Linked DNA regions of Mus musculus: region 2 is linked to region 1. Evidence: chromatin loops called from intact Hi-C (ENCODE). Cell type or tissue: heart. All regions are shown on one strand. Each heading gives the region's core, and the rest is flanking DNA. Links, peaks and the distances in the headings are about the cores only.

Region 1 (5,369 bases), core at 86-5,085:
AAGGCAGAGGCTGAGGAGGGCAAGAGGGGAACATTGTCCTCTGAACACAGCAGACTGTTGCTTATGAACTCACAGCAGCTGTGGTTGCCCACACAGGATCGAGTCAGTCAACATTCCAGCATGGAGGGAAGAGGGGTGTTTGAACCCCTACACCTAACTGGGGAGCTGTGGACAGCTAGCTGATAGATGCTGAGTGAGTGAGGGTGTGGCCCCAGGAGAAACAAACAAACAAACAAACAAGAGCACCGGCCTTAGATCCCAGCACTTGGGAGACAGAGGTTGGCAGATCTCTGAGTCTGTGGCCAGCCTGGTCTACACAGAGTTCCTGGCTATCTGGGGCTACATAGTGAGGCCATATCTTTTTTTTTTTTTTTTTTTTTTTTAAAGGACATGAGATTGGGAGGAGTTTGGGAAGGTGGGAATGGATTTTGGAGGAGTTAGGGGGAGAAGCGTGTATGATTAAAATGCATTATATACATGCATATATGTTACATATATACTGGCTGGCTAATTTCTGATCCTCCTGCCTAAGCCAGCAGGGACACTAAGATGACAAATCTGTACCCTCAAACCCAGACTGCATGAGACACTGTATTCATTCTTAGGTGACAGGTGGGGAAGGCTATGAGACTGGCCACAGATCACACCGGTGAGGGACAGAGCTAAGACAGAATCCCAGAACTTGCACACTGAGTCCTCCCATGAGCCCCCTCACCTTTGGCAACTTCTTTTCTGTCTCCTGGAGGCTGAGTCGCAGTAAGCTCAGCTCTACTTCCAGGGAACCATTGGTGTAGAATCCGAAGCTGTTCAGTTGGATGTCAGCTCGCTTCTCCCCCTGCAGGAAACCAAAGACACAGTGGCACAAGGGCACTCTCCCCACCAAGTCCAGCACGACGGCGTGTTTCCCTGAGCGTCTCTATACATTTTTATTCAGGACAGGAGCATGTGAGAAAGCCTTCCTGGGTACATCGTATTGGTGCTGGTGACATTTTCCTACTTCAGTCCGAGGCAGCTAGAGGGTGGGGTTGTGTGTCCATGGGGTGAAACCCTGGCAACCCCATGACAGTCCCCATATAGACGTGCACCACCCCGAGAGCGGGCTACATAGGCTGGTGTGACTAGTTTCGACTTTCCAGAAAAGTTTTCGATTCTATCTGGGCTAAATTTTGAAAGTAGTCTCCTGTCACTCCCCTAAGTGAATTCCAGGAAGATCCTACCAGGTGGTACCCCTTCCTCCCAGGTCCTATGGTTGTTACCAAGTGTTCCCTGAAAGTTTAAGCGCCAGGAGTCAGGGGTCCCAGGAGATGAAGCCCCGCCCTCTAAGCCAGGCCAACCCATTACGAGCACCGGGCGGGGAGACCCCGGGACGAGACCACTAGCGGCCTGCAGTGGGGGGTGCGGCTGCTCCATCCACCGGCGGAGCTATGGGGGGAGACAACGAGGCCAAGCCTGCGGGGCTCACTGTGAGAGTCAGCCGGTGGATACGGCCTGAGCAGCCGCTCAGCGTCAGCACCAGCAGCGACAAGTATCCCCATCGGCACTGCGTTGGGCTCTCGCCGCTGAGCCCCCTCCTCTCGCTCACTGCCATCTCTGGGGCTGCGACTGCCCCCCGAACACAGCCTCTGACGCCTGATAAGGCCTACCCACTTTTCAGCCAATAGTCGCACGACGTGGTCTAGTCACCCAATTAGCAACTGAGATTCTTTTGATTGTCAGAAGGCCTCCCAAATGGGCGTGCTTATCCTTTTCAGCCCCGGCTTTCATACTCTCCAATCGCTAAACAGATTGTCCCGGATGTAGTTTGAGGAACAGGACGATTCACCAATGATCCAGGAACCCATATCCGTCCCTTAAAGCGGAATTCCTTCAGCAACTCTTAACGGTCCAAGACTACATTACCCAGAATATAGAGGGAGCAGATCCGTGCAACGAAGCATGCATAAACTACATTTCCCAGTATTCCCAAGGACGCACTTCCTCTCCCACCCCTCACTTCCCCGATACCCTGCTCCCGGCCAGAAGTGGAGACTTAGTCAACGTACGCGTCTATGAGCTTACCTTGTTTCAACTTTGCTGGGCCACCGAAAAGCCTAAAATTCTTCGCACTATGCTGATCTCTAATCCTCGGCTGAATGCCGCTGTAGGTCCTACCTGAAGACTCCGCCCTAGGCGTAACCTTGCAGCAGCTGAGTTCCCTACTTCAAACTGAAACATAGGCTCCTCAATTCCTACTGAGTCCTCAGATCTGGAAGAGTCCCAGCTGCTGGATCCTAGTTGTAGCTTGCAACTCTTAATTAGATTGCTGACCCTGGCGCGAAGCTTCCCACCGTAGTGTGATACCTTTTTCGTCACTGGGACTCTGAGTCCTTCTCCACCCTCCTCCACCATCCCTCTACCCCACTTTACATCTCAGAGCTTAGCCCACAAGCCACCAGCAGGTGGGGCCAAGGCCTATTGGAGCCTCAGTTCCAGCACTGGCTCCAGGGCGTCTTTCCTCAGAAGTCTAGACTGCTCTTCTAGCTGCAACACAATGGTGTTTTGACACTTGCGTAGCGGCGGAGAAAGCACCTACAGCCAGGGAGAGTGGGGTGGGAGCCAACAGGGCCTCTTCCCTTTTATCCGGGAGCCTTAAGGGGGTTTACAAGGCGTGAAAGGACTTTTATGATTGGGAGGACCCGAAATCCTAAGCCCCAGGGTCCCAGAATCTAGAGGCAGTTCTGATTTGGGCCTTACATACTGAATGAGGCTGGAAAATGTGTAGTCAAGTGCAAGTGCGCGGTGCTGTGCGTGCATGCGTGTGTGTGTGTGTGTGTGTGAGTGTGTGCCTAGCCCAGAACGGTGCCCAAAGGACAACCTGTCCTCTGTTTCTCAGAGGAGACTCTGGCGGGAAGGAAGAGAAGTCAGGATGCGGTGGTGTTGGGGGGTGCTAATGGACCTGGCCTTGGCTGGATGTGCATCCTGGGCAAGATCGAAGTCATCCCATCTCTGTGGCCGGAGGGAAACAGACTATTAGTGAGACGAAATGGAGATTTCTGGAGCCGAGTAGGTCCCCGCAAGAGCCTAATGACCAACCACAGATTTTCCCTGCCATGGAGTGGGGACACGTGGGAAAGACTGCTTGGATTTGGGGTTTTGATCTCTTGACCCTTTATAAAAAAAATGCGAAGTTGAAAGGAAAGGATGAATAGTTTGGGATGGCAGAGGAGAGAAATATGGGGTACAAATTTTGAAAATTAATCGAGGCGTACTTTGAGGTGGCGCATGGCCCTTTAATGGGGGGCGGGGCATCATCTGGACTCCGCCCTCAGAGCCCCCCGCTGGGGGCTCGGCAGAGTAGAGGCGTGGAAAGGCACGAAGGGGCGTTGTAATCTAGGCTGGTGGGCGTGGCCTGGCGGCGGGGCGGGGCGAGGTTGGGCACACTGCCCTGGGGCTGAGTCTCCGGTGGAGGGCGGCGGAGACCCGGGCAGGAGGCGGTGGCGTCCTGGGCGGCAAGAGCAGCATGGATTGGGGTACCGAGTTGTGGGTGAGTCTTTTTCCCCAGTTCCCACGGTTCTCCCTTGCTGGGGTCCTGGCTTCTCCGCTCTTTGTCCCCGAAGTACCTTAGCCCGGACTCCACGCTTTCCCTTGCAGCTGATCCCTTGGGTCCCCGCCCTCTGCCCTCCGCACTCACTCAAAAGTTCCTTTGGGACTTTCAAGACGCCCCGAGGACGTAGGGATACTTTGCCCAGGACCCGCATAGGGAAACTGAGGCACAGAGTTGAGAGGAAGACCATCTGAAGAAGTCCCTGGACCAGGCCAGGGAGGGGGGACAGCTGGGTGAGGTCACCTATTTTGAGCGCCCTGGCCTGGCTTGGAGGCTAATCTTACGGCCCCTGGGTCCCTGCCCGTCGCCCGCCTGTCCGGCTGGGAGGGGGAGGGGACCCTTTGGTCACCTTCTGTCCCACGTGGGGCCTTACCGGGTTCCTTCCCCGCTTACAATTGGAACGCTGAGGGGGAGGGGAAGGGGCTATAGGACTCGGCCCCGGGCGCTGGGCGGAGCCACCCCTTACCCGCCTCTTAACCTCACCCAGGAAGCCCTAGAAGTTTCCCTGAATCCTTGTCGGACTATTGACCCCTCCTCTTTCTGGAGGCGGTGCAATCTTAGGATGTAGTGGGGGTGAGCCACTATAGTGGAGGCATCACAGAAGCAGGGGAAACTGAGTCACTCAACTGAGGATCCCGGGGGATCTTGGCGAGTGGGGAAATTTGGCCATAGAGGCCCCCCGACCCTGCTTCCACGCACTTTGAGCTGCACGAACTCATCCCTTCTGTGCCTGATTTTTGTGCCAAGCCCTCTTGATTTTTTGGAATTTGGAGGGGATTAGAGGAGGGGTGAGGGAACTGGCGTGGTTTAGCCTCCTTCCACACCCTTGCTGGCCACCCCGATTCCGAGAGACCCTGCTGTCTGGTTTGGGGCCCTGGCCGTGTTGTCCAGGCCCTTCCCTGGAGGAGGACATGGGGGTTCCCGCCAGCTTCCTGCCTCCCCTGCGCCACGCCGGGGCGGCGCCTGGGGAAGCCAGCCAGCCCTTGCTGGAACCGCTAAGCCCCGAGAGATTGTCCACCCCACCCCACCTCCGCTGTTCCGGGTCGCTGGGATTTCGGTGCCTCCTACCCAGGTGACCCTAACGTTCCCCAATCGCGCTCCTGCAATCAGGATCAGTTTGAGGTGCTGGAACGCCACACGCAGTGGGGGCTGGATTTGTTGGACAAATACGTGAAGTTCGTGAAAGAACGCGCGGAGGTGGAGCAGGCTTATGCTAAGCAACTCCGGTGAGCATGAGGGTGGGTGCTCGCTGCTCTGGGACTCCAAGGGGAGACCGCAGGAGGTCCGCGTTCTTAGCCTCCCTGCCTCTGTCCCAACCTTTAGGAGCCTGGTGAAAAAGTATCTTCCCAAGAGACCTACCAAAGATGACCCTGAAGTCAAGTAAGAATGGGAGGGGGAGGGGCGAGGGAGGGGCTGGAGGCGCAGGTCTCTCACCTTCTTAGAGGCCACTCTACCTCACACTTCCAGTCCCACCTCCTGTTAGTCTGGATGTCCTAAGGTGGAATTTACTCGCTTCCAGCAGGGAGCCCTTTTTGGTTTGTAAATTCTCAGCTTCTATTTTCCCCTCACTGTGCTGTAGCTGAGTTATTTGGGGGCTTCTTATTCTTTATATATTTTGGAGAGCGAGATGCACCCACTTATCCACAGAACGCAAGTCCTCTGGAAGTCAGAGGACAGTTTGAAGGAGTCAGTTCTTGCCTCTCACCATGTGGATCCCAGGGATCAGACTCTGGTGTTTAGCCACAGGCACCTTTACCCCTTATACCACGTCACCAACCCGAGTTTT
Region 2 (5,369 bases), core at 185-5,184, 240 kb before region 1:
TTCACCATGCAGACCAGGCTGGCCTTGAAGTCTGAGATCCACTGACTCTGCTGCTTTCGAACTGGCAGTAAAGGTATGTGCCACTACGGCCAGCTGGCTTTTTCTTAAAAACAAAAACCCCAAACTTTTAAAGTGTATTTCTTTTTGTGGAGGTTGTACATGACATTGCCTGTATGAGATCCAAGGACACACTTGGAGCCACCTCTTTGCTCACTGAGTTATCTTGCTACCCACTACTTTACTTTTTTAAGACATGGTCTGTGGCTGGCAAGTGGTGGCGCACACCTTTAATCCCAACACTTGGGAGGCAGAGGCAGGTGGATTTCTGAGTTGGAGGCCAGCCTGATCTACAAAGTGAGTTTCAGGACAGCCAGGGCTACACAGAGAAACCCCGTCTTGAAAAACCATTAAAAAAAAAAAAAAAGACACCGTCTATATGTATCGTGGGCTTTACTGTGCAGGCAAGGATCATCTTCAGTTTGAGGTCCTACCCCCTTCCCGTGCTGGGATGACAGGCGTGTGCCACCATGGCTAGTATACATGGCGCTGGGGATCCAGCTTGGCCTCATATATGCTAGATTCGTGCTCTACTGACTGAACCACATCCTCTGACATGCTTTGCTTTGCTTTGCACTTCTTTTCTTTGGAGCTAGGATTTATGTAGCACAAGCTGGTCTAAAACACTCAGTCTTTCTGCCTCAGCCACCAAATGGCTGGAATCACAAATCTGCTGGAGCCACAGGTGTGGGCACCATCGTTTCAGTAAAGTTATTACTATACATAGTCACCAGCCCAGGGTTAGGTCCCTGCCCCAGCCACCCAGAATCACCCACTTACCTGGTTCCAGGTAGCAAAGTTGACTTTATCGGCTGCATTAAAAGCCATTATGTTGTATCTTTTGGCTGTGTTCCTGGAATGGGCAAGAAACTATTCAATCTATTGATTATTCATTCAACAAATCTATGCTTTACACCCTTGGTTGTAGGTAATTCTGGGAACTCATAAAAGACTCCAGAGCAATGGTTCTAAAGCTCTGACCCTCTAATACATCTCCTCATGCTGCGGTGACCCAATCATAAAATTATTTTTGTTTAGTTCACAACTGTAAGCTATAAATGGTCATGTAAATATCTGTGTTTTCCGATGGTCTTAGGCAACCTGCAAGTTGAGAACCACGCTCTAGTTTTTCAGGGGTTTTGTTTTGTTTTGTTTTAAAGAATCAAGATCCATCTCATCCAACCCAACCCCATCAGATAAAGATCCACAGACACTAGGCTCTCTTACAGCATCACATACAGAAAGAGTGAGAGCGAGAGCAAGAGCGAGAGTGAGAGAGGAGAGACAAGAGAGAACATTCATACACATAGATAATAAATTAAATCTTCAAGAAACAAAGGGACCACCAGGCAGAGTTGGCACATGCCTTTAATCCCAGCACTTGGGAGGCAGAGGCAGGTGGATTTCTGAGTTCGAGGCCAGCCTGGTCTACAAGGTGAGTTCCAGGACAGCCAGGGCTACACAGAGAAACCCTGTCTCGAAAAACCAAAAGAGAAAAAAAGAAAAAAGGAACCAAAAGTGCGGAGGACCCCTATGTAGAAAGAAGGGCAGGCAGGCAAGGGTCTTAATGGATCTGAGTGGGTTCAAAGCCAGCCTGATCAAACCATCTGAACTACACAGTAAGACTCTTGTCTTCAAAATAAACAAAACTTAAGAGGGGGCTGGGTGTGGCTCGGTGGTGGAGTACTTGCCTAGCATGTACCCACCTAAAATAAAGTTAGAAGTTGAGGGACATGGCACTTGGCACAAAAAAACAGGATGTATACCACCTGTGACCAGTTTGGGGTTTTCTTTTATTTTGGGACAGGACCCGACTATGTAGCCCTGGCTGTCCTGGAACTCACTATACAGACCTGGCTGGCTGCGAACTCACAGAAATTCTCTTACATCTGCTTCCCAAGTGCTGAGATTAAAGGCAGTCACCATGTCTGACCTGACCCGTCTGACTCAGGGCAAAGTCACCGACCCCTGACATTAACTACCAAGGGGTAACTGTTACTGTGTCTTGGACGGGGTGGCAGGGGAACACAGGGCCGAGGTTCTGGAGTGTGGGTGGACGGGGACTTACTTGGGGACTCGGACGACGTACTCGGTGACATTCTGGCTGCTGGAGCCCTGCAAGAGAGCAGGGGTCTGTAAGGCGAGGAGAGGGCGCGGGGTCTGTTCTGCGACACCTCTGTCCCCACCTCATTCATACTCACTAGAGCCGCCATGGCCGTTGCTCAAGCTGCTCCCGGTCGGCCTGACGGGATGAACTTCGTTGTGTCCCTCGGCTCCAGGAAAGGGAAGGCACCTTTCCTGGTTGTCACGTTAGTGTGATGCTGTGCTTTGGATTTCCAAATCCTTAAGTCTCGGAGAATGCTGGAAGACGAGAAAAAGAGACCTAACTCTCTGCGCATGCGTTAGAGCCTGACCCGGAAGTTGAGCTGCCACACCGAGAAGAGCGCAGCCGCTGTAACTACTCTAGATCACCAGCTTCGGAGAGAAAGCCACCTTTTGGCGGCGTTCTCTGTTTATATACCACGGAAAAGTCACGTGTAGACACGCCCGTCGTGACGTCACGACGCAGGCACCGCGGAGCATCCTGGGTAGGGTGGAAATGGAGTCTCCTGGTAGACGCGAACTCGATCCTCTTGCGCAAGCGTAAATGTGTCCAAGAAGCGGGAACGGAGGCCGAGTTGCCATGGCAACCGAGGCCCACTCTGTGGGGTGGCTTCTTCGGCTCTTCTGGGGCGGGTCTGAGGTTCAGTTTTCTGTGTCCTGGGATATGGGGATCCCGAGGATCTTGCAAAATGAGTCCCTTGTGACGTAGAGCGGAGCCGGGGACTCGGTGCAGGGTGGAGACAGGGCCCCAGCGTACCCCGGCATTGCGGGCGGGATGGGTCTGTGCGAGTCCACGCTGCCCCAGCTGGGCAGAGCTTTGAGGCCCCAGGAGAAGGGTAACGACGTGGGGTGGTTGGTTTACATGGGCCAACGAAAGGGGGAGATGGGCAAGTATCCCCACTACCTGGGGGTGTACACCAACCCCTGCACGGAAGGAACGCATCTGCGCATGCTCCCACCTCACTGTTGGTTGATGCCTTTGGCATATAACTTGAGTAGAGGAGCCAGTGTCGGAAATGGAAAGTACTATTCTCTGGGGACAAATCAGAGAAAGGGAGCCTACGGGATGCAAAGGAGTTGGTTAAGCAGAGGGGCAAGGGAGGCACAGGCATTGAACTTGAGAGGAATGAGATAGGCTGATTCCATGACTGTCTTTGCATAAACAACTGACTCCACAGATGTGTCTAGTAGGGGAGGCATTCATTTCTCCGCCTTCAGGGAGTGCGCCTTAAGTTACAGAGGCTGGCTAGGAAGACCAAAGTGAACTGAAAGGGACAAAGAACGAGGGCTGACTGCGGAGGAGAGGAAAGGGCAGAGAGGTCTTATCCCAACTCAGAGGTTGTGTGACTAGAGGCACAAGCAGGCAGCATAGAAAGGACCGCATGGTGGGCGGAGCAGGGTGCTACTGGGTGAGTTTGAGGGCCCTCTTCTTTATCTGTAAAATGGGGTGATGGAGTCACTAAGGCACTTCATGGAGGTCTGTGCAAATGGCTCAGGAAAATCCCCACAGGGGGATGCTTCAACGTGAGTCCAGGATTTCTTATAGACTTGCACTAGTACCATCTTTCTTCCCTGAACACCATAGATATCCTGAGGTATCCCCTGATCATCTTCGTGGTGGGGGGGCCCGGCTGCGGGAAAGGGACCCAGTGCAGAAACATGGCTCTGAAATACGGCTTCTACCATGTGGAGCTGGGCCAGCTGCTGCGGGAGGAGGCTCAGAGAAGCACCCAGAGGGGACGGCAGATCCGGGACATCATGCAGAAGGGACTCCTGGTACCCACGGTGAGAGTTCACAGGAGTTCATGGGGTCACTCATGGCTGGACGGAGTCCCCAGGAAGCCAGGGTCTGCTGGCCCAGTGACTGCCTTGCAGCCCTAACCTGTTCTTATCTGACAGTGTTGTGGTGATGTAAGAGTTAAGGACACTGGCTGCTCCTGTCCAGAAGCTGGGTTTGCTTCCCAGCACCCAAATGACAGCTCACAACTATCTGTTAACTCTATTTCCAGGGTTTCCTGTACTCTCTTCTGGTCTTGCACACACTCACACATACATGTAAACAAACACTCACAAATCAAAAAAAAAAAAAAAAAAAAAAAGGTCACTGGCCTAGAATGCGCAAAGTCCTGGGTCCCATACCCAGCAGAAACTGGGTGCATGCTGGGCAAGGCACCCTTGACTACATAGACAGGCCAGTCTGTGCTACGGGCCAGAGATGGCACACTGGGTGAAGACATTTTGCGGCCAAGCCTCACAGCCTGAATTCAACCCCTGAACTGACTCCTGTGAATGAATGGCACATGTGCCATCCTTCTCCAACTAGATAAATGATAAAAGAGATCTAATAACCTTTTTTTAGATCGAATAAGAGTCTAGCCCAGCCAGGCAGTGGTGACACACATCTTTTATCCCAGCACTTGGGAAAGCAGAGGCAGAAGGATTTCTGTGAGTTTGAGGCCAGCCTGGTCTACAGAGTGAGTTCAAGGACAGCCAGCGACACACAGAAACCCTGTCTTAAACTAGCCCTCCCCCACAAACAAAAGATTCTAGCCTGGGATATGTCAGGGACTATATCAGGCATGGGGGAGGGAGTGACAAAGGAAGAGAGGAAAGGAGAGAGGGAAAAAGAAAGCCAGATGAAGTGACAAACACCTGTTATCCTTGGACCTGGAAGGCTGAGGCAGGAGAATGGGGAATTTGAGGTCAGCCTGGGTAACATAGACCCTATAAATAAGTTACTTAAACAAATCAGCTGCTGTACCCATAAACTGCACACCCACATATTCAGTGGATCCTACCGAAAATGTCCAGGAAGCAAATTGCTGAGAAGGGACATACTTCCTCCCCTACACAGCAAAGTAGAGACATTTATCTAGAATTAGATTGATGGTGTATCAGGTAATGTAAACTGGTAGAGTCTTAGAATATCTGATGGGCATAGTAGGACAAGCCTGTCACTCAGGAAGGTGGAGGCAAGAAGATTGGAAGTTCAGTTCAAGGTCATTGGACTTGGTCATTGGACCGTTCATCCCAACACTCAGGAGGCAGAGACAAGATATCTGAGTTTAAGGACAGTATAAGTTTCCAATGAGCCTGGCTATGTGAAACTCTTTCTCTAAAATAAAGTATGAGGAGTCTGAGAGCCTAGTTCAGAGAACAAGGGTTTGCCTAGCATTTTGTGAGGCCTTGTGCTCAGTATATGAGTGTAA

What was found. A loop is a pair of places that touch in the nucleus more often than their neighbours do. Peaks named below come from ENCODE experiments on the same cell type or tissue, not always from the same donor. Only the 100,000 strongest peaks of a DNase experiment are listed, where the experiment ranks them.
Region 2: it touches region 1 in a loop (2.2-fold over the local background); 2 of 42 quality-filtered maps call a loop at or near these places.

The regions. Positions count from the first base shown.
Region 1 is chr17:57,246,049-57,251,417 of GRCm38, forward strand. Gpr108 (G protein-coupled receptor 108) reads right to left here and starts at 1,641. Exons shown (of 17, transcript NM_030084.4): 1 at 1,463-1,641; 2 at 716-835. The coding sequence starts at 1,588. Trip10 (thyroid hormone receptor interactor 10) reads left to right here and starts at 3,403. Exons shown (of 15, transcript NM_001242389.1): 1 at 3,403-3,523; 2 at 4,694-4,809; 3 at 4,907-4,963. The coding sequence starts at 3,500. In heart, for the core only: CTCF peaks have their summits at 2,440 (motif pointing right) and 3,451; DNase peaks (open chromatin) are centred at 1,723, 2,433, 3,403, 3,973 and 2 weaker places; H3K4me3 peaks cover 4,585 bases; H3K27ac peaks cover 4,256 bases.
Region 2 is chr17:57,008,851-57,014,219 of GRCm38, forward strand. It overlaps Gtf2f1 (general transcription factor IIF, polypeptide 1), which reads right to left and starts at 2,438. Exons shown (of 13, transcript NM_133801.2): 1 at 2,259-2,438; 2 at 2,126-2,172; 3 at 838-910. The coding sequence starts at 2,270. It also overlaps the pseudogene Gm17949. In heart, for the core only: a CTCF peak has its summit at 2,527; DNase peaks (open chromatin) are centred at 2,671, 3,541 and 3,701; H3K4me3 peaks cover 2,518 bases; H3K27ac peaks cover 2,100 bases.